Regions from separate parts of the Homo sapiens genome. Here regions 2 and 3 are each linked to region 1. A link is an interaction called in ENCODE POLR2A ChIA-PET data of the cell type or tissue named here. Cell type or tissue: OCI-LY7. All regions are shown on one strand.

Evidence for each region. Peaks named below come from ENCODE experiments on the same cell type or tissue, not always from the same donor. Only the 100,000 strongest peaks of a DNase experiment are listed, where the experiment ranks them.
Region 2: POLR2A ChIA-PET joins it to region 1 with 9 read pairs; 2 of 35 experiments call an interaction of 5 or more read pairs at or near these places.
Region 3: POLR2A ChIA-PET joins it to region 1 with 7 read pairs; 2 of 35 experiments call an interaction of 5 or more read pairs at or near these places.

The regions. Positions count from the first base shown.
Region 1 is chr14:65,488,202-65,496,201 of GRCh38, reverse strand. The region is part of intron 2 of FUT8 (fucosyltransferase 8); the gene reads right to left. Among named protein-coding and RNA genes, the nearest start is that of MIR625, 21 kb to the right of the region's middle. In OCI-LY7, no CTCF peak of the experiment used is centred here; DNase peaks (open chromatin) are centred at 3,741 and 7,771; H3K4me3 peaks cover 566 bases; H3K27ac peaks cover 568 bases.
Region 2 is chr14:65,037,508-65,045,507 of GRCh38, reverse strand. It overlaps CHURC1-FNTB (CHURC1-FNTB readthrough), which reads right to left. Exons shown (of 14, transcript NM_001202559.1): 10 at 4,589-4,718; 11 at 1,065-1,197. It overlaps FNTB (farnesyltransferase, CAAX box, subunit beta), which reads right to left. Exons shown (of 12, transcript NM_002028.4): 8 at 4,589-4,718; 9 at 1,065-1,197. MIR4706 (microRNA 4706) reads right to left here and starts at 820; the gene lies at 739-820. It also overlaps a transcript of MAX not described here. In OCI-LY7, no CTCF peak of the experiment used is centred here; no DNase peak of the experiment used is centred here.
Region 3 is chr14:65,383,128-65,391,127 of GRCh38, reverse strand. It overlaps a transcript of FUT8 not described here. Among named protein-coding and RNA genes, the nearest start is that of FUT8-AS1, 25 kb to the left of the region's middle. In OCI-LY7, no CTCF peak of the experiment used is centred here; no DNase peak of the experiment used is centred here.

The sequences.
Region 1 (8,000 bases):
ACTCAGGGTTAGCTTTTTAACTCAAAGATGGTACAAACTCAGTCTTATGGTTCTCCACATCTAGGCAGCCTCAAGGGGGCCAACTAAGAGACTTATTTCCTCCCCTCAAAATATAAACATAATTAGTATTTACTTCAAAGTTATCTATTTAACGTGATTTTTTTCTACTTAAATTTTTCTAAAATCTGATTATGTTCCTAATGATTAATTTTTTGTGTCTAAATTTATTTTTTAAAACACTACACTTTCCTAAAAATGTCTGTTTCTCCCCTCATCTCAAGTTCCTACTAAATGGTTTTCTTCCTTCCAAGTGTATTTCTAGCTTGTCTATTCCCACCACCTATCCCCAAAATGGTAAGCACTGGTTTCCAAAATACCTCCTTACCCCTACTTGAACCAAGACTACATTCACAACAAATATAACACAATTAGTCATAGCAAAAAATATTATATACTGATAACATTAGCATATTACAAATTCAGAAAATGGAAAAATGATAAGTGTGTTTTATTCTGCTAAATTATATAGAAAACTTGTATTTTAACCTGGTATCTCTCAATTAGCAATACAAATCCTATTGCTGTTGTTTAGTTTTTTAAACCCTACAAATAGCTAAGATTTTTAAAAATTAAATATATTATAATTAGGCTCTTAGCCAAATAAAATATGATACACAGATAAAGAGCAATATACAAATGGACCATACCCCGGAGGAACACATAACTCCCATTTGTTCACACTCTCCTTAAAAGAAACAAAATATCCAGTACTACTACATCCAAACCAGAGGTGATGATTCACCAGAGTGCTCCTGCCCAAGGAACCCCAGTGCAAGAAGCAGCAGCCAAAGTGAAAACTCTGCTTGAGACCTGTTCATTTAATATGTAAAAACAGGTATCTCAATTACCTAACTTTTCACAAAGAATACATGACTTTTTTTAACTTTCATAGTTAGAAAAGATTTGCTATAGTTTTTTAAATGTGATTATTTAATTTACTGGGTTTTTTTTTTTTTTAAGGGAAAAGCAAACTTCAGTAATTCCTGCCTGAGGAATGAAACTATAAACATATTAAATCCTATAAAAAGAAAAAAAAAGGTTCTGAAAGGTTCCAGAAAGAGGTACAAAGTCCCTAAACCAACAAACACCATGTTTCACACTAAGTAAGAACTGTGTGCCTCTCCTCCAGAGCTCTATCTAGAGAAAAAGCATTGAGTTTTTAGGTAAAACCAGAGCCCAGAACTACGATAGCAGAAATTCTGGAGTCTCTTGGAAGTCCTTCTAACTATACAACAAAGCCTCAATCAGCAGAAACCTAAACATTTGGTAAACCTTCCTCCCCACTTCCTTAAGTATAAAAAATATCCTTTCTCTTCCGTCTCCTGAATTCTGGAACCCTTCAGAACCTTACTTTTTTTTCTTTTTATAGGATTTAATATGTTTATAGTTTCATTCCTCAGACAAATACCTAATGCATGCGGGGCTTAAAACCTAGATGATGGGTTGATAGGTGCAGCAAACCACCATGGCACATGTATACTTATGCAACGAACCTGCACATTCTGCACATGTATCCCAGAACTTAAAGTAAAATTTAAAAAATAAAAAATAAAAAAATACGTTGCCCCTCCTGAGTAGATTCTCTGGATACAACTGGAGAGCGATGCTTTGCAGCCCCAGATTCCTCTTCACTCCTTGTTTGTTACATACAGAGGGAGAATAAGCCATCTACTTGTAATTCAATCAGAAACTTTTTATGAACATAGCAACTACAATAAACCTTTTCTCTTCTAATAGTATGTAAATGCACTGTCTGGTAAGGTATTCAGTAGCCAAATGTAGCCATATGAAATGTGGTTAGTTTGAACTGAGATGTGCTATAAGTGTAAAATACACATGGATTTCAAAGACTTAATATGAATAAAAGAATGTAAAACTCTAATTGATATTTTTATATTGATTAGTTGTTGAAATATTTTGAATACATTACGTTAAATAACTGAAACCAATTTTAACTGCTTCTTTTTGCTTTTTAAATGTAGCTAACAAAAAGTTAAAAAATTACATGTGTGGTTCACTCTACATTTCTATTGGACAGCACTGGACTATAAACTAATGACCATAGCTTTTACTAAACTATACAAAGATCAAACTTGCATGTTTATATAGTATTATAAAATGTAGTCATTACAACAGCTAAACCAAAATTTCCTTTCTCCCTGACTAACAAAGCATATTACATTCACTCATCTGCTTCCAGGTTCCTTCCTTTCCTTATCTCTTCATCTAACCTTAAAATATTGAATAAATTTTATTCACCTCCTCCCCACTTCCACCCAAATTACCAGCCTTGAAATGTTAATCTTTTATTTCCAAACACTATCATACTTAGAAAAAAAAAAGGAGAAAATTTTTCCCAAAGAGGCCTCCAAGGTTATCCCTAAGAGACAATACATGGCAATGTTAAAGGTTTGGTCTCTAGAATCAATAGCCCAGCAAGAACTCTACCTTTTGCTGGGCAAATTATTGTAGCTCAGTTTCTTTTCTGTAACAGAGGGTAAATACTATTATTTACTATCAAACTAATCTTTCATTTAATTAATATTTAATATTAAAACATCAATTCTATAGGTTATAATATAAGAAAAGCATTTAGCACAGTACCTGAGACTTCAGTGCTAAGAATTATTAACCATTATTACTACCATTATTTCCTTTTTTGTCAAGCTTCCTGAACCTATCCCTTCTCTTTCTATTCCTAGCTTCCCCATCAACAGGTTCTCTCTTCAGTCAAGCCAAAATATATCTAACAAAATGAAAAGAATACAGAATAACAGAGGGAGAAGGTGGTCATTTGGGACTAAGAACTCCAAATACTGGAGCCCATAATAAAGTGGTCTGCATTACATGATAGAAAGATTCCTCACTATAAAAAGCCGTCAAGCTAAGTCTGGGATTCTGTAAAAAGTATCTTCACAGATGACTGAAATAGTTGTTTCTAAAGTCCCCCTTTAATCCTCTATGCCCTGGAAAGGTATACAATGCAGATATTAAAATCTAGACGCTATATCATTGGCAATACTCACCAAAGTCTAAAAATTGTACATTCCTTATGGCACTTTGACTTGGCCACTGATTCACGCTTGTACACAAAAAAATCAACAAGCTCCTATCTGCAACTATTGGAGAGCCCAAGTTTAAACTTTCACCTTATGGCAGGGAGAGAGATGGGGAGACAGAGAGGGAGTGGGGAGATAAAGGGGAGGAGAGAAGGGAAGCAGGTGGGGAGGGAGAGACAGAGACACGAAATGGTCAAAATTCCTACTTTGCCACTTGTGGTAAACAAGCCTCATGGACTTAGAGCAGATTCAGGTGGGTAACTCTTTGCCTAAGCCAAAATATAGGTAAGCTGAATCTCTTATTACCCTTTTCATATTCTGTCATATATTATAGACATTTACATTATGTTTTATTTCCTTTCTCTTCCTTCTCCTGAAATCTAAAGTCTACAACACTGCGTCTGACATATTAGGTACTTGATAAAAGAAAAACTTCAGCAGAATTAAATTTAAAGGAGTTTAACTGAACAATGAACAATCTGCAAATCAGGCACGCTCCTAAGCCAGAGTAGGCGCTGAGACTCCAGCACAGCCACATGGTGGAAGATTTAAGGACAGAAAAAGGAAAGTGATGTACAGAAAAAGGAAGTGACATACAGAAAAAGGAAGTGACGTACAAAAACAGCTGGACTGGTTACAGGTTGGTGTTTGCCTTATTTGAACACAGTTTGAACAGTTGACTACATTTGATTGGCCAAAACTTAGTGACTGGCACAAGTGTGGCTACAGTCTGTTTCTGCCTCCACTTGTTATAGCTCACAATATGCCTCCACTTGTTATAGCTCAAAAACCTTTAGGCTAAACTGAAGTAAGAAGGCAGCTTTCGGCTAAACTTGATTTAACATGCTTATAAATATCTGTCATGTTGGATTGAATCTACAGTTTTAATATGAAAAAAATATTACTTACCTTTGGTTTTTAAAACACTTTCATGTGATTTCACTTGATTGTCCCAACAATTGTATAATTAGGCACATTGAAGACATAATCTCATTTTTTGCTAAGTAACTGAAGCTCACAAGTCCAAGTAACTAATTCAAAATTATTCATTTTTTTAATGTCTTCATAAGCAAAATTTTATTCCAAGACCAGGCTGGCTGTAAGTGACAAAATCAGAACTTTACAGCACTATATTACATCACAACACATGACACCAGAGCTTCTCTTAAGAGAGAACCAGTGGGGTAAGGAAGAAGGCACAAAAAGATTGTGATGATGACAAGTTTTTAACAATGAGTTAAATCTATAGCCTCCCTATATAAAATTAACTTGTTTTTCACATTTCACTTTTCCTATCTTACTAAAGTCTCAAAGTTCTATTTACCTTCCTAAAAGATTTTCTGTTAATTCCTTTTTCCTCACATAATTATTAAGTTATACTTAATCATCAAAATTATATTCCATATCACATTTTACCTGCTACCTTTCCTCATACCTATAAATCAATTCGTGCTTTAAAAATTATGTGATTTTATAAATATAGTTCCCTTATTTTGCCTTAATGAATGTGTTTTATTATTCTTTTCAGTTCTCCAGTATTCTCTGAAATGGCTTCTGTTCAATTTTATCCAGTCTGAAAATAACCTATTGTCCCCATGCTGCTGATATTCCCACTGGACTCACATGAGAAAAGGACCAGAAGTTTCTCTGTAAAAATACTTGAAACAAGCAATCAGTCAACATTAGCTGACATTCAAGATTTAAAAAGCAAAGTTAACTTGCTACCTATTGTCATTACTGAGCTCATATTTAGAATGACCTATAAACCCCCTTTGATTAATGACAATTCACTGCACTTCTCTGAATATGTTTCCTCATCTGTAAGAAAGTTGGTCTCGATCTTTAGAATTCAAGATTTAAAGAGTTGTTGAGTCTGGGGATTTAAAAGTAAGTTTATTTACCCTAATCATTGATGTATTATTTTAATGCATATATTTGCACCTTGTCTACCCACTGTACTTTGAGGTAAGAACCATGTCCTATATAATTTTATACCCTTACCAGTTTTAATATGGTCCAATGCAAATACAGGCAAGTTTCACTTGGTCTTCTAACTAAAAGTGTTAAATTGTTGGCTTTAGCAGAAGGCTCTTCAAATTTCCCTATGTGCAATTCAACAAGTCACTACAATTTTGAACCAGATTCTGAGTAGGTAACACTGTAAAACTGTGGTGAGAATCCAAGATATGTTATTGTATCTTATGATCAATATTCAGCATAACTGCCATCTGCAAAAGAAATGGTAATTAACTCGGAAAGGGAAAAAGGCTCTAAACCTTGCTTTTTGCCACAGTCTTCCATAACCCTTATATATAATCTCTGACTGATTAACTAAAAACCAGACCTTAGAATGCCATCAACTCCCCAGATCAAAGCTCTGGGAGGAGGGAGGGATGTGACATAGATGTGTATTTAGTTTTTGATTTATCATAGTAGGTCTTTCTCTAAAAATTAAGACATTTGCCAAATTTGTTTTCAGATGAAGTCAAAGGCAATTTCCTAGTAGAGTAAAATTTGAAGAAATATATTTTTTTAACACAGATACAGGCTTTTGTAAATGTTTCCAGTCAACTTGTAATAATGTCAACATTAGCTCAAATTTAGATTGAAAACTATTACCCTTCTCAGTAGTTTGAGCAGATGCCTGGGCCTTGATAAAAATCACTAAACTGTGTTTAAAATATATGTGTATCTGTAAAATTCAATACAGACACAGCTGACAAAAATCACTTAACTGTGCATAGAGCAATACAAGAACTAAAAGGTTATGGGAACCTTAAAAGTCACATGTAATCATCACATCTGCATGCAGTTAAATACATAGACTCCAGTTTCAGAAATCCTGAGCTTACCAAAAACTTTTACAACTAAATTTGGGTTATTTGGGGTGGGGGTGAAAGAGATGCAAAAGGAGAGTAAACAGCCTCTTACAGCCCCTATTTTGACTAAATCTGCAGCTGTAATTACAGCTGTTCTGAAGCTTTTCTTGGAACTGCCCAATTACATTTAAATAATAACCAAAAGTAGGTTTAATGAACAGAAGAATTTGATAGGAAGACTTCTTCATAGTTAAAAGCTATTTTTGACTATATAATTAATATTTTATTATTTTTGCCCTGCAACTAATAGATTAAGAATTGTTATATAAATGCAAGAAGCTTTTTCTTCCTTGGGTTTTGGAGTTTTTAATGTTTTTTTGAAAAGAAAGTACACTGAATTTCTTTGATATTTGTGCAAAAACTTGCATGTAAGTTTCTTCTCCCTTGCCATGCCATCTGTTTTACTATGAAACAAGTCTATGACCCACATGACACGTGTGTGATACCAATAAACAAAACATAGAATCCTTTTTAATGTAATTCCAAATACATTTTCTAATGATGCATTTTACTCAAAAAAAGTTACAACATCAATCAACACAAATGAAGCTATACATATTTTAAGACTCATTTTTATGTTATATTTTAAATATGATCAACAGCTAATTTCCTGGACAATTATTCAAATAGGGAACTATTTTTTTAATCACAAATCTATAGAACTTTTTAAGTAACTGATCTGTCCATTTATAAAAACATTCTCAATGGCTGAAATTTTTTTAATTGCATGTTATGTTTTATCCCTGGATAGCAGAGATTCCTATAAAAACATCAATACTTTTAGGGAGAAATAAAAAAGGCTAATAAAGAAGCCTTTCAGGTTCCCTAAGATTTAATATACGGAGACTAAAAGAGATACGTCCCAGAAAATTAGAGAAAGCTAGGATACTGAACACTTGCTTCATATTCACCATTGTTACAGGTGGAGGAGAATGAGGTTAGGGAACAAAGTAACATGTTACAAAGAAAAGGTTCTTGCCAGTGACCGTTTAGTGTTAGATAAATCTGTTCTCTAACTTCCTCTGGCTATCAAAAAGAAAAAGCAACATTATTGAATTTTTCATGATAATTTGCTGAACAACAAAAAATCATAACTTTCTAATCATTGATGGAAAAATACTTAATACTACATGACAATACTAAAATATTGACTATATCTGACACATTTACCATGAGAGCCTCATGTAACTAATCAAATATATTTTCCATAGTTATAGTCAGTATATCCATGTAGAAATAGTAAACATATTATTCTTCAGGTTGTTTTTTTTCTATTCAAGTTGGTTCAAAAAGTACAAGGTCGATGGTGAACTTGATTAGGAAGGAATAGGAAACTCACCTCTTTTTCTGTACTCTGAAAAATTGGAAAGAAATGCCCCAATAATCCTAAATATGGTGGCCAAATATTCACACTTTCCTGAATAGGCCTATGTCTTCTATGGATGCTAACCAACACAGTCTGGTATTTAAATTAAAAGCTAAGCAAGCATTACAAGAGGAACACAAGGAGCCACAAAGCAAGAGGCAAACTAGCAGATACTAAGAAGATTTACATATTTAAAGAGGATAAAGATAATTTAATTTCAAAGCATAGATTATATTCACAGGAAATTGGCTCACCTGTAGTCAAAATGTACCTCATAAAGACAAAGAAATCACATGGAGCACAGAAAACAATTCACCAAACTCAAGAATGAACAGCGTTAAGCAGCAGCTGCTAGAAACCAGTAGTGCATTAAAAAGGTAGAAGAGAATAGCTGATCCTTTCAGTCACAAAACTGAGCTCCCTGAAAAGCACAGGCAGTCTTTGAAAGGTTGGGTGCATACACCGAAGCCTGCAAACCAACTATCAAAAATGATCTCATTTGACTTCTACTAGGATCATCACAGAAGGATGAAGCGAAATGAAAAAAGGCAATTGCAATTTAAGTTGAAGATGTGTCATCAACTAAAATAGCTGCTGCAAAACCCTATTCAAATCTCCCTTTCAGCCATATGTCTA
Region 2 (8,000 bases), 450 kb after region 1:
GGAGGTGGAGGCTGCAGTGAGCCAAGATCGTGCCACTGCACTCCAGCCTGGGAGACAGAGCACGACTCCATCTCGGGGGCGGCGGGGAGGGGGGAAGACGGGGGGTGGGGGGCTCAGAAACAGGAAAAAAAAGTATGGGGAGGGGCAGAAAAGAATCTCATCTTTTACATTTGAGCAGTTACATTATCCAACTAAGTCCGAAGAACAGCTTCTCTTTGGACCCAGGGATCTCATTCCAAAAACAGATCAGCAACCAGCAGGGCCCCATGACTTCCTCTCTCCCACAGGTCTACTCAGAGACACCTGCTCTCACATCAAGTACACCAGAAAGATGGTGCAGGAGTTAGCAGGCAGACTGAGGTTTCAAGAGATAGAGAGAGAATGTTCCCAGACTTTTTGCTCACTAACTACTTCGGTTTTGCGTTCCCATTTGAGACCCCACAGAAACGAACGTGGATTTCTCTACTCCAATGGTGCAGGTGGAACAAACTCCCATTTAGGCTTATTCAATGAATGTAAAATAAAACATTTCTAATAGTGACAACTCTGCAGCCAGTCAGACACGGCGAGTCTCTTCTCCATGGTGTAGGGGCAACCCACCCCTACAACCCACCCCTACACATGGGTTCTGGTTCTCTACCCCTTTACGCAGTTGCCTTTCCTGTTGCTGTTGCAACAGTGACTGTTGCAACACTGAGGGTTTTCAGCTCTGCCCTGCACCCAGAGGAGGTGGCAATCACCACAGAGCCCAGGACAGGAGTGGGCTGCTCCTTCCAGATAACGCAGAAGCAGCGCCCACTTCCTCCCCGCTCCCCGTAGCAATTTCAAGGAAGCTCATTCTGTCGCAGCCAATTTGAAGAAGCAAAGAATGACACTAAACCAATGAAACTAAATCTTACTCTGCATTCGCATGCCCCACGGCATGAGGTTCCACACTGGGCACTCAAAATCCAGGATAGACAGAGCTCATTTCAACCCCTCTAAAAAAGCACGCTGGGCTTCCAGACTTTGTGAGTAGTGGAGGGAAATCATCCAGCCCCAAGTGAACAGCTCCCCAGGCTCACCTTGGGCGTGCAGTGCGCGGTGGAGCAGGGGCAGGAGCCCCGCCTGCCAGAAGGAGTAGCAGCCATCCACCAGCTTGTTGCAGCGGCCCTGAAATCCTCCTTCAAATCGCATCTGCCGGCTTGTCACCCATTGCTGAGGAGACACAGATGGGAAAGGCAGTTGTAGGCTAAAAGAGACAAAATCCAGCCCGACAGAATCTCCAGGAGTCAATCTGTGGGATGGAGGGTTTCCCATCTTGTGGCTTCTTGGCACTCTAGTTTTGGTGCTCTGGTTTTCTTTCCTTCCCTCCCCACACTGCCATAGACACAGAGTGAAGCATTTAAGCCAACGCTGTAGAGGCATCCAGCACTGATCTCTGCTCAATGCCTGGCAGACAACTACCTTTTCCTGGGTTCCAAAGCAGTGCCAGTGCTGAGAAGATAAAGAGGCCAAGCTGGTTTGTAAGGAGACCTTCAAAGTCTCTTAATAAACATGGCTTAAGTTGGAAATTGAAGGCAAGACTACCAGTAGCTCATTTCTCATTACTTCCCTGCTCCGGGGAGTTTATTAAAAGCAGATAAATGGAATTTGGTACTACATTTCTTTTTTTTTTTTTTTTTTTTTTTTTTTTTTTTGAGACGGAGTCTCGCTCTGTCGCCCAGGCCGGACTGCGGACTGCAGTGGCGCAATCTCGGCTCACTGCAAGCTCCGCTTCCCGGGTTCACGCCATTCTCCTGCCTCAGCCTCCCGAGTAGCTGGGACCACAGGCGCCCGCCACCGCGCCCGGCTAATTTTTTGTATTTTTAGTAGAGACGGGGTTTCACCTTGTTAGCCAGGATGGTCTCGATCTCCTGACCTCATGATCCACCCGCCTCGGCCTCCCAAAGTGCTGGGATTACAGGCGTGAGCCACCGTGCCCGGCCTGGTACTACATTTCATCAGATGATCTCAAACTGCTCCTGACTTTTACTTGGCACCTGGGGAAATTTACCCAAGGTCTCTTAGCAAGTCACTAGCAGGCCTGAAAGCAGAAGCCATTCATTCTAATTACCAAATGACAACTCTGCCCAGTCTGTGGCTGATATAAGAAAATCTTTTACTTTGAAGCTGTAAAATAGGTCTTGGTCTTGATGTCACTCAGCGGTCACACACGATACCACCATTCCTTGCTTATCTACAAGTTTTCTAAACACACTCTACTACAAAGATCAAGATAGTCATGGGTTTGGTCCCTCAGAATGAGCAGAACCAACTGGCTGAGCAGATATGACATTTCCATTTCCCTCCCTAGACCACCTAGGCCGTTCCAGCCACGGACTTACAGAGCTGCCTCACTCAACTGAAAGGGTACAGGGGAGGGTACTTCCTGTTTCTAGAGTCTTACTAGGTAAAGGTCCTGAAAGGAGCCACTGGGACCCTTGATGGAAGTGGGGGCCAGCCCTCCCCTAAAAGCTGTTGTTTAGATTATTCCCTCTTCAAGGCAACACCTGCCCATAGAGAGTCACAGTCACAAATGCTTAAAAGAGACAGAAAACACTGTACTGCAGGTTCAGGTACTAATATATCCTCGGTTGATCTTAAATGAACCAGGGCTTCCAGCATGTAATGGAAGTGGGCTAAGCATTACTCAGGCAGAGAGAAAGCAGGCGCTGCAGTGGGAGTCGGTTCCTCATTTCTACTTACCGCAGGGCTTAAGTGTTTTTAAGCAGACTAATTTACTTTTTCCAGTGCCTAAGCCCATGGATTTGTTCTGTTTCCTTGGGCTATAGGAATTCATACTTCAGATATGGGTCCTACTTCTCCCAAAGCAAATGGAAGGGAGTAGTCTGGATTAGAGCAGGGGTCCCTAACCCCCAGACCATGCCAGGCTGCACAGCAGGACATGAGTGGTGGGTGAGCCAGTGAAGCTTAATCTGTATTTACAGCTGCTCCTCACTGCTCCCATTACTGCCTGAGCTCCACTTCCTGACAGATCAGCAGCAGCATTAGATTCTCATAGGAGCGCAAACCCTACTGTGAACCGTGTATGCCAGGCTTCTAGGTTGCACGCTCTACATGAGAGTCTAATGCCTGATGATCTGTCACTGTCTCCCATCACCCCCAAATGGGACTGTCTAGTTGAAAGAAAACAAGCTCAGGGCTCTCACTGATTCTACATTATGGTGAGTTGTATAATTATTTCATTATATATTACAGTGTAATAATAGAAATAAAGTACACAATAAATGTAATGTACTTGAATCATCCTGAAGCCATCACCCCCCGTCCCACCCCCAACCCCAGGTCCACGGAAAAATTATCTCCCACAAAACTGGTCCCTTGTGCCAAAAAGATTATTACTGTGGGTTAGAGGGACACTAACATTTATTAAGTACCTACTATGTGCCAGGCTGTTTATAAATGTTCTCTCCTTTAACCTTAAAAAAATAAGGATTGTTATCCCTACCTTATAAAAGAAAAAAATATCAAGCTAAAAGAGATTAGACAATTTGCCCAAGGACTCATGTCTCAAATGTAGTAGGGACAGGGTTCAAATCTAGAACACTGTCTTTATAACTGAGGCACTCCCTAATCACATTCCTTATCTCTGCCTGGGAGATGGGACTTTTTTGTTTCATGCCTTATTGGTGTTCAGATTTTAAAACATCTGAGAAACTCTTAAGTTCAGCATACAAAGTTGGCTGTTTCAGCATGAGCCTTCAAGCCTTCATGAATCTTTAAAAAGACTACACCGGGGGAGGCTTTCTGAAGGTGGAGGCAAGACACTGCTGGTTACATGTCTACAGGGTACAACAGAAACTCTCCAGGAAGCTCACGATGGGCCGCATAACGGGAGGCTGGCATCTGAACTCAGGGAGAGGAGGTGCATGTCAGTTGCAGCTGGTTTGCTTTGACGTCATGGTCAGGGGGTACATGCTCCCCAAATGACATGACGGGGAATGCCTTCTCCCTGGTGGCCGTGGAGGTGTGTGTGTTTGTGCACCCACTGATCATTTAACTACAATCTAGTGACTCCCTGAAGCTGACTGCTTTCTGAGTTTCTTCTGAATACTGGCCAGGAGCGTGGGGTCCAGACATAAATGTTGGGCTGCCTTCTCAATGCAATTAGCCAGCTCTGCCTAAACAACTCATTTAAATGTAGGTACTAAATGTTTACACAGTGCAGCAGGTAATAAAAGTTTGGTTTCGAAATGCTGCAAAGCTCTTCTTGTAACTTTTCCTCTTAGGAGGTTCTTTCTATAACACACGATAACCTCTAATTCTACGAAACTGAAGTATAAGGAAGGTACTCTGCTCACACCAGATGTCTGCAGCACACAGTCTATGTAGTCTACACACTATGTAAAAAGCTCTAAGCAGGAAGACAGAAAGGCAGAAGGGGGAGCCAAGACAGAGCAGCTGCTCACTCCTTCCTCTGTGTTGGAACAGAGCTAACTCTCTTAGCCCTTCCCATAGCCAAACTCTCCTGAAGCCTGCATGTCTGAGTACAATCACATCACCATGACCTGGGGCCTGAGAGGGGGATGGCTCAAAAGATACTTACTAATAAGCTCTTCAAGTTCAAGGAACGTTCCCTCTTGAGGATTACCAGCGCGGCCAGGCCACAGAAGGTATAGCCACCATGGGCTTCCATCCCTGGTACCCCGCCAATGCCACCTTCCCAGTTCTGACACCTAAGAAGAGATTGAGAAAAGCAGAATGAGTGGCCAGTGAGTGGACGTACACAAGACCAGGACCATCCTAGGTGGCAGAGAAAAAGTTCACTCAGATTAAGGTGTGAACCATCACAACTATGAATGAAAAGATGCCAACTAATTAACTTTTGGAAATGTCTTTTCAAAAAAAAAAAAAAAAAAAAGCTGGGCCTGGTGGCACCCATGTGTAATCCCAGCTGCTCAGGAGACTAAGGCAAGAAGATCACTTGAGGCGAGGAGTTCGAGGCTGCAGTGAGCTATGATCACACCATTGTGCTCCAGCCCGGGTGAAAGAGTGAGACTAGGTCTCCAAAAAATGTAAGTATAATAAAAACTGTAAAATGTTAAAAACCCAGACACTTAGAAACAGCCTACTTGTGTAAGAAACATAATAATTCAAATTATTACTCTTTGGGAAAAAGTTATAAAATCATACATATACATATATGTACATATATACACATATATATACATATATATATATACACACATATATATACATATATATACATATATATATAGTGATAACCATCAAGTTAAAATAAAATTAAAGAGTGATTGTTGATTCTAGTGATCTTTTATTTTTGAAACAGGGTCTTAACTCTGTTACCTAGGTTGACTGCAGATCATGGCTCACTGCAGCCTCAACCTCCTGGACTCAGGCAATCCTCCCACCTCAGCCTCCTGAGTAGCTGGGACTATGGGCGTGCCCCACCATACCCGGACCATTTTTTGTATTTTTTGTAGAGATGGGGCATTGCCATGTTACCCAGGCTGGTCTTAAATTTCTGGCCTCAAGGAATCCTCCCACCCCAGCATCCCAAAGCGTTGGGATGACAGGCATGGGCCACCGCACTTGGCCTCTGGTGATCTTTGAGTACAGGTCTACTAGTAATATTTTTCCTTTTTGTTTTTCTATTTGTTCAAAAAGTTTTTATAATGAACCTGTATACTATTAAAAAATAAACGTTATTTTTAAAAATTATAATTAGGCCAGGTGGTGATGGCTTCTTAAACAGCCTGCAGAACCATGAGCCAAATAAACCTCTTTTCTTTCTAAGTTACCCAGCCTCAGGTATTCCTTTATACTGACACAAAATGGACTAACACAAGAAGGACAAGAAATAACTGACTTAGTAGAATAGAGAAACCTTTCCTACCCAAAGGATAGGGATGGGAGAGGGGCAACAAAAAGCAAGGTGATCTGCTCCAATAAAAGGCTCCAGGATTAGAGATACAGGGAACCTCCACAAAGTGGAATGCGTCTGAACCAAGTTTGTTGGTTGCAAACTTATATAAGAATCAGACCTTTAAGTCCCCTACTCAAATCCAGCAGAAGATGGGAAGTTTCAGAGGTTTAATCAAAAGGATCTGAGTTCCAGAATATCCAACAAGCTAAGAGGAGGAGGGAGCACTGTACCAAATGTGATTACGTGAGAGTCAGTAATCTCAACACAATACCCCCAGCCCCATTCCTCTGTGTATTTCACACAAGGCTGCCAGTTTCATACCCCAAGCAGGAATTTAGAAGATTCCTCTCTGAGGGAACTGATAAGCCCAAGGGAAAAACCCTACAGACACTGCTTTGAGAATTCCCCAATGAATGGCTTGATCCTGCCCACTCTCGCAGAGCTCCCCAGCAGCTTTTCAGTGCTGGATCCTTAAATATGAACAGACAGCTGTAGAGTACCAGACATTTGACCACAGTCTCTACTATGAAAGAGGAGACCAAAACAAACAAAAATAAATTGGAGGAAATAAGACAGGGAGCAAAAGAAAACTTTTTAAAGTTGTATCTTTAGATAAAATATTATATGAAGTAAGACTATTGAGAGGACAAAATATCCCCAGAAAAGAACAAGAGAGTAGATAAAAAAGTAGTCAGGAAGTAAAAGTAGTCAGGGAGGAAAACTAAAAATAGGATTACAAAAATAAAAACAAGAGGATTAGAAGATAAATACTAAGAGAATCTCTCAAAGTATAAGAAGAAGGATTAAGAGATGGAAACGAACCATGCAATGAAATATTTTTATTTTTATTTATTTATTTTTGAGACAGAGTCTCGCTCTGATGCCGAGGCTGGAGTACAGTGGCACAATCTTGGCTCACTGCAACCTCCGCCTCCTGGGTTCAAGTGATTCTCCTGCCTCAGCCTCCTGAGTACGTGGGATTACAGGTGCATGCCACCACGCCCGGCTAATTTTTGTATTTTTAGTAAAGACAGGGTTTCACCATGTTGGTCAGGCTGGTTTCGAACTCCTGACCTCGTGATCTGCCTGCCTTGGCCTCCCAAAGTGCTGGGATTACAGGTATGAGCCACTGCACCCGGCAGTATTATTTTTATTTATTTATTTATTTTGAGATGGAGTCTCACACTGTCACCTGGGCTGGAGTGCAATGGTGCGATCTCGGCTCACTGCAACCTCTGCCTCCTGGGTTCAAGCAATTCTCCTGCCTCAGCCTCCCGAGTAGCTGGGATTACAGGTACCCACCACCACACCCGGCTAATGTTTTGTATATTTTGTAGAGGCTGGGTTTCACTATGTTGGCCAAGCTGGTCTCGAACTCCTGACCTCGTGATCCGCCCGCCTCAGCCTCCCAAAGTGTTAGGATTACAGGCGTGAGCCACCACGCCCAGCCTCAAAGTATTCTTAAAAGTCAGACAATCAAATGTACTAATGGGATGTCATATTTTTAAAAGGCTGGCCAGGTGCGGGGGCTCATGCCTGTAATCCCAGCACTTTGGGAGACCAAGGCAGGAGGATCATTTGAGGTCAGGAGTTTGAGACTAACCTGATCAACATGGCGAAACCCCGTAAAAATTAGCTGGGTGTCGTGGCGCACGCCTATAATCCCAGCTACTTGGGAGGCTGAGGCAGGAGAATCGCTTGAACCTGGGAGAAAGAGGTTGCAGTGAGCTGGTCTGCACCACCGCACTCCAGCCTGGGCAACAGAGCAAGGCACCATCTCAATAAATAAATAAATAAATAAATAAATAAATAAATAAATAAATAAATAAATAAATAATAAATAAATAAATAAGAGGCTGGGCATGGTGGCTCACACCTGTAATCCCAGCACTTGGGGAAGCCGCAGCAGGAGGATTACGTCAGCCCAGGAGTTTGAGACCAACCTGGGCAATGTGGTGAGGCTTTGTCTCTACAAAAATTTAAAAAATTAGCGGATGGTGGATGCCTGTAGTCACAGCTACTCAGGAGGCTGAGGATGATCACTTGAGCCTGGAAAGTCGAGGCAACAGTG
Region 3 (8,000 bases), 110 kb after region 1:
AGGATACAAATGGTCTTGTTCTTTCCCTCATGTTCCAGATGCCAGTAGGTATCAGTAGGTATCACTAGCATGATAATTATTTCCACAAAGAATAGGAAATTAGGCCGGGCGCAGTGGCTCATGCCTGTAACCCCAGCACTTTGGGAGGCCAAGGCAGGCCGATCAAGAGGTCAGGAGATCGAGACCATCCTGGCTAACACGGTGAAACCCTGTCTCTACTAAAAATACAAAAAATTAGCCAGGTGCTAATGTGGCGTGTGCCTGTAGTCCCAGCTACTCAAGAGGCTGAGGCAGGAGAATCGTTTGAACCCAGAAGGCGGAGGTTGCTGTGAGCCGAGATGGCGCCACTGCACTCCAGCCAGGGTGACATAGCGAGACTCCATCTCAAAAAAAAAAAAAAAAGAATAGGAAATTAATCGTAGACTTGGTGGTGTCCTGTACTTTCCTGGGGTGATAGTAGTAAAAGTGGGTGTGGTTTGCCTCCTTTAAATACATCATCTAGTCTAGAGATGTGGAAATTTCCTCAAACTGATATGTAGTAATATAATAACCCTTTTAGAAAACCTGAATTACTTCATTGAAAAAAGTCAATTTATGTATATCTAGTAGCTGCATTTTTTGAAAACTAGACAACATGCACATGATAAAAAATTCAAAAGTTATGTAAAAAGGCATAAAAGGAAAAGTGAACCTCTCTTCTACACTATCCCCTAGTCCCCCTTCCCTGAAGCACCAGTGTCACCAATTTGTTTATCCTTCTAGATGTATTATCTTACTTACAAGCATGTATTTTTTTTTTTTTTTTTGAGACGAAGTCTCGCTTTGTCGCCAGGCTGGAGTGCAGTGGCACAATCTCAGCTCAATGCAACCTCCACCACCCGGGTTCAAGCCATTACAAGTGCAAGCCACTGTACCTGACATACTGTATATATACATATATATATAAATATTATTTTTTATTTTTATTTTTTATTTTCTTTTTGAGACAGGGTCTCATTCTGTCACCCAGGCTGAAGTGCAGTGGTGTGTGTGATCGTGGCTTCCTGCAGCCTAAACCTCCCTGGGCTCAAGCGATCCTCCCACCTCAGCCTCCCAAGTAGCTGGGATTACAAGCGTGTACCAACAGGCCCAGCTAATTTTTGTATTTTTAGTAGAGACGGGGTTTCACCATGTTGGCCAGGATGGTCTCGATCTCCTGACCTCATGATCCGCCCACCTCAGCCTCCCAATTGTACTTATATATTGCCTTTAAACATATTTTTATATATAGTATGTATATACTATTATGCATGTTTCTTTTTCCTTTTTAAATCTTTTTTATTATAAAATTATTATATAAATTAAAGAGAACAAAACTGTATACAGTATGCCATGGCTGGGCATGGTAGCTCACACCTGTAATCCCGGCACTTTGGAAGGCTGAGGTGGGCAGATCACATGAGCTCAGGATTTCGAGACAAGCCTAGGCAATAAGGCAAAAACCCCACCTCTACTAAAAATATAAAAATTAGCCAGGGCTGGGCACAGTGGCTCAAGCCTGTCATCCTAGCACTTTGGGAGGCTGAGGTAGGTGGATCAGTTGAGGTCAGGGGTTCAAGACCAGCCTGGCCAATATGGTGAAACCCCATCTCTACTAAAAATACGAAAAATTAGCCGGGCTTGTTGGCAAGTGCCTGTAATCCCAGCTACTTGGGAGGCTGAGGCACTCCAGCTTGGGCAACTGAGTGAGACTCTGACTCAAAAAAAAAAAAATATCAGGGTGTGGTGGCACACTCTTGTGGTCCCAGCTACTTGGGAGGCTGAGGTGGGAGGATCGCTTGAGCCCAGGGAAGTTTAGGCTGCAGGAAGCCACGATCACACACACCACTGCACTTCAGCCTGGGTGACAGAATGAGACCTTGTCTCAAAAAGAAAATAAAAAATAAAAATAAAAAATAATTTTTTTATATATATATGTATATATATAGTATGTCAGGTACAGTGGCTTGCACCTGTAATCCCAGCACTTTGGGAGACCAAGGCAGGAGGATCACTTAAGTCCAAGGCTACAGTGAGCTAGGATCATGCCACTGCACTCCAGCCTGGGTGACAGAGTAAGCCCCTGTCTCAAATATATAAATATGTATGTATTCATTTATATATGCATATATACATTTATATTTTAACATATTCATTTATATATATAAAATGTAGTGATCTTGTTTTTATATTTTAAAAAATTTCACAATTTTTCTTTGAAACTATTCCATATTAACGCATACCACTCAGCTGCACTGTGTTTGCTGCACAATATTCCATTATGTGGATGTACCACTAGCAAATCTGATATTGATGGATTATTTTTTATTTTTTATTTTTTATTTTTGGAGATGGAATCTCACTCTGTCACCCAGGCTGGAGTGCAGTGGCGCGATCTCAGCTCCCTGCAACCTCCGCCTCCTGGGTTCAAGCAATTCTCCTGCCTCAGCCTCCTGAGTAGCTGGGATTACAGGTGCACACCATCACGCCCGGCTAATTTTTTGTATTTTAGCAGAGACGGGGTTTCACTATGTTGCCCAGGCTAGTCTTGAACTCCTGAGCTCAGGCAATCTGCCCGCCTTGGCCTGCCAAAGCGCTAGGATTACAGGCGTGAGCCACCATGCCCGGCCGATATTGATAAATTTTTACTTTTGCTATAGTGGAAGCTTTTTCAATTAGTTTTCCTTATTAGGTAAATGGATCCATGTGCCACTAAGATAGTCAACAGATATGCACTGAACACTTACTACATATCTAATACAGTTTGCTTAGGCCCAATAATGCAACAAAGAATATTCCTATATATTTCCTCATCTTCAGATTATTTGGTCATTTTTCATGTGTGTACTGTAGGATTGGTATTGTCCATTTCAAGTTTTTAACTAAAGACTCCTTCTTTATCTATTAAAACACAAATCTTCCCTCCTAAATTTGCTCGACTATGGCAAAATGGGAGTTCCATACTGCTGAAACTTTATCACTTTGGGAAGATACAACAGTTTCTCTATAAAGATACTCCTGTGCTTACTTATAAAATCACAGAATTTAAGAGGCAGAGAAGAACTTTATAATATATAGACCAACCTCTTCATCTTATAAATAAGACAGTAAGGCTAAGAAGAAGATAAATAACTGGGCCATGATCATACTCTGGCTTCTTTTTCTGACACAAAATTGGTTAAACATACCTCCTCATCCCCTATTTAAAAACCAAAAGTGCGACTTCTACTTGTGGTCATGATGGAATAACATGGGCCTGATTTACTGTGTACCTTAAGCAACTGAAAATGAGATAAAATATACAAAACAGTTTTCAGATGTTGGACAACATGCAACATGAGACAATGATCTTTGAAAGAAGAAAAACAAATCAGGTGAACCTATAATTGCCCCAGCTCACTGCCTGGAAAGATTCCAGGCTACAGCACAGGCAAGAGAAACCCCAACAAAGCCTGGCAGATATTCTGAATTGAACAGATGAAGTTGAGAATTCAGAGAGGCGGAGTCCTGAATTTACAGGCACTCAACAACTGTTGATAACTGTGCCTGTTACCATTTTGAATTCGTAGGGTAGATTACCAGATAGGAGACAGCTGCACAAAAAGAGCTAGTTCTAGAGTTGTGCAGGGGCTTCCTCTTGAGTCTTCAGCTGCGTATCTGTCAGCACACATGTGTGAGGAAACTACCTTTGACCAGGGAAAGAGACACCTGAATGGAGCGGTTACTGGCAATCACGCAGGAATGGAAATAGCTCACATTCCCCGAATGGAAAAACTTGGCGATATGTGGAGCATCAGGTTGAGGATTCAGAAAGGTGAGGCCAAATTAGCCTTAGACTAAAAGTTGCTCTGCACTTGCCTATCAAAGTTTACATGCAAGCCTCAGAAGGCTCAAACTGTTTCCAAGTCACTTAAATTTAAGTGTCAAAATACTTAAAGGATATTTAAATATTTAACTCAAAAATATTTAGCCGGGCATGGTGGCTCATGTCTGTGATCCCAGCACTTTGGAAGGCCAAGGCAGGCGGATCACCTTAGGTCAGAAGTTCAAGACCAGCCTGACCAACATGGTGAAACCCTGTCTCTACTAAAAATACAAAAATTAGCCGGGCGTGATGGTAGGCGCCTGTAATCCCAGCTACTGGGGAGGCTGAGGTGGGAGAATCACTTGAACCCAGGAGGCAGAGGTTGCAGTAAGCTGAGATCGCACCACTGCACTCCAGCCTGGGCAACAGAGTGAGACTCTGTCTCAAAAAAAAAAAAAAAAAAAAAATTAAAGGAAGACAAACACAAATAAACAAAAATTCAGCATCCAACAATGTGAAATTCACAATACGGAATACAAGAAAAAATTACCAGGCATATAAAGAATCAGAAAAATATAATCCATAATGAGGAAAAAAATAAATTAATCAATAGAAACATATCCAGATATGATACAGGTAATAAATAAAATTGGTAGACAAAGACATTGAAACAGCAATCATAACTATGTTCCATATGTTCCAGAAAGTAGAGGAAGGCATGAGCATGTTAAGAAAAGATATTAAAAAACGAAGACCCAAGTTGAACTTCCCTTTCTTTTTTTTTTTTTTTTTTTTTTTTTTGAGACGAGGTCTCACTCTGTGGCCCAGGCTGGAGGGTAGTGGCGCAATCGCAGCTAACTGCAGCCTCTGCCTCCCTGGGCTCAGAGATGCTCCCACCTCAGCCTCCCAAGTAGCTAAAACTATAGGCGCACACCACCATGCCCAGCTAATTTTTTTGCAGAAACAGAGTTTCACCATGTTTCCCAGGCTGGTCTCAAATGCCTATGCTCAAGCCATCCACCTGGGCTGGAGTGCAATGGCACCATCTCGACTCACTGCAAGTTCCACTTCCTGGGTTCAAGAAATTCTCCTGCCATAGCCTCCTGAGTAGCTGGGACTACAGGCATGCACCACTGAACTTCTTTTTTTTTTTTAGATGGAGTCTTACTCTGTCACCCAGGCTGGAGTGCAAGGGCGCAGTCTCTGCTCACTGCAACCTCCGCCTCCTGGGCTCAAGCGATTCTCCCACCTCAGCCTCCCAAGTAGCTGGGATTACAGGCACATGCCACCACGCCCAGCTAATTTTTGTATTTTTAGTAGAGACGGGGTTTCACCACGTTGGCCAGGCTGGTCTCAAACTCCTGACCTCAGGTGATCTACCCGCCTCGGCCTCCCAAAGTGCTGGGATTACAGGCATGAGCCACCATGGCTGGACTGAACTTCTTAAAATGCGAAATATAATAGGCTGGGTGCCGTGGCTCACGCCTGTAATCCTAGCACTTTGGGAGACTGAGGTGAGTGGATTGCTTGAGCCCAGGAGTTTGAGACCAGCCTGGGCAACATGGCAAGACACTGTCTCTACAAAAAAGACAAAGAAAAATACAATAGTTGCCGTGAAAACTCATAATTGCTAAGACAATTATAACTTCTGCCATTATTTTATCATTTTCAATATGACAAATGTAAAAATAATATTTTCATTGGGCCTGAAAACAGCCATTTTCATATAAAAAATCTAAAAGCCACAATCAAATGTGAGTCAAAACCATTAATGTACAATAGTGTTTGCATAGTAAAAATATGTTGTCTGCATTTGGTGTTGGTATTTATAAAGAATAGGAGCATCTCACAGCCTTTTCTATATGCAAAACATGTTAAGCCAAGCATAACTTCTATTCAGAAGAGTTCAGAGTTTAAGGGAGAATAAAAATTGGTTTACTGTGACTTCATTTTTAAGCATAGTGCATACAAAAATTAAAGAAAAGTTTTTTTATATGCAACACTTCGGATATGGAAAAAGCTAGTGATTTTTAGACCCTTGCCAGGATCAGTGAGGGCTTATTCCCAACAAACTGTTAAGGAGCTACAGTTAAGAATCTAACCTAAGGCCGGGCGCGGTGGCTCATGCCTGTAATCTCAGCACTTTGGGAGACCGAGGCAGGTGCATCACCTGAGGTCAGGAGTTCGAGACCAGCCCGACCAACATAAAGAAATCCCGTCTCTACTAAAAATACATAAAAAAAAAATTAGCCAGGCATGGTGGCACATGCCTGTAATCCCAGCTACTCGGGAGGTTGAGGCAGGAGAATTGCTTGAACCCGGGCAGTGGAGGTTGCGGTGAGCTGAGATCATGCCATTGCACTCCAGCCTGGGCAACAAGAGCGAAACTCTGTCTCAAAAAAAAAAAAAGTATCTAACCTAAGAAATGTAGGTAAAGAGAAGGGAAAAGTCCAGCAAGAAGTGGAATTAGAACCAAGAAACAAACTCATATGAAAATTAGAAATATTTTAAAATGTGAGGACAATGGTTTACAAGTATATACAAATCTTCCCGACAGAGGCTGAGAAGGTGATAACATGAAAATGCATTTAAATGCACCCAACAGTTGAGTGCCTGTTACCTGCAAGACACTGAACCAAATGAAGCACTATCCCTTTCATTCAAAATCACAAAATATTATACAAGAGATGGATGCAGATCTCATAAATAATTGTATCATAAATCTGACTGATAGCTTCAATAATGAAGGCATTACAACAGCTAAAGTAACATAGAGAATTGAAATAACTGGATCTTGGGGTGACAAAAATGGTGGAAGACTTTACATAAAAGGTGACATTTGAACTGTGTCCTAGAAGAGAAAAAGAATTTTACTATATACAAAAGAATTTTAGTCAGGCATGGTGGTGCATGCCTGTAGTCCCACTGCTTGGGAGGCTGAAGCAGGAGGATCACTTGAGCCCAGGAGATGGAGGCTGTTGTGAGCTATGATCACACCACTGCACTCCACCCTGGGTGACAGAGCAAGACCCTATCTCAAAATTAATAAATTTCCTTTAATTTTAAGAAGAGAATTTTGTAGTTATTATCCATTTAATTTCTCCACCATTAATTGCACCACCATCTATTCCCCACCTCTCACTGCCCTGCTTCCTAACTAGTATCCTGCCTTAACTGACTATCCTTGGTGGTTCATTGGCTTCTGGTTGAGTTTGGCCAGTGAAAGACACTGGCTGGAGATCAGAGGGCAGGAGGACAGAGAAGTTGGGATATTTCTTCACTGTGCCCATTCTGCTTCCACACTGTGATTCTTGCAGTGGCTGCCACCCTCTCTGCCTGCATTTCCTACTGATGGCCCCTTTCCCATGGCTCCAACTTGCACTGAGCTATGATGGCAGTGTTTCATCCCATGGGACCTTTGGGCCTAGGGAAGATAAGAGGTTCCCACTTTGCTAGTCTTTGGTTATCTCAACCACTCTTGTGATTTCCCTTTACCCTGACTGTATCTCTGTAAATTATCCCTTCATTTGAACCATCTGAGTTGAAACCAGTCCTAATCAAAGAGAATAGTATACGCAAAGACAAGAAGGAACTCATGATTGGGGAAACACAACTGCAATTTAGGTAACATCATGGAGATGGGAATCTAGGAATGGTTTTAGAGAATTGGGGCCAGATAATGAGGGCCTTACTATGGAATCTGTATTTTATTCTTGGGTAAAAGAAATCCAATGGGGCCAGGCACAGTGGCTCACGCCTGTAATCCCAGCACTTTGGGAGGCCAAGGCAGGCGGATCACAAGGTCAGGAGTTCACCAGCCTGGCCAACATGGTGAAACCCCGTCTCTACTAAAAATATAAAAATTAGCTGAGTGTGGTGGCACATGCCTGTAGTTCCAGCCACGTGAGAGGCTGAGGCAGGAGAATCGCTTGAACCTCGGAGGCGGCGATTGCGGTGAGCCAAGATCATGCCACTGCACTCCAGCCTGGGCAACAGAGCAAGACTTTGTTTCAAAAAAAAAAAAAAAAAAAAAAAAAAAGAAAAGAAAAAGAAAAAAGAATCCAATGGTGGTTATTGAGTACGTATCAACAGAACTGTGTTCCAGAAAGATCTCTCTACTAGCATGTGAAAGATGGAATGAATAGGAAAGAGCCTGAAGGCAGGGAGGCCAGGTAAG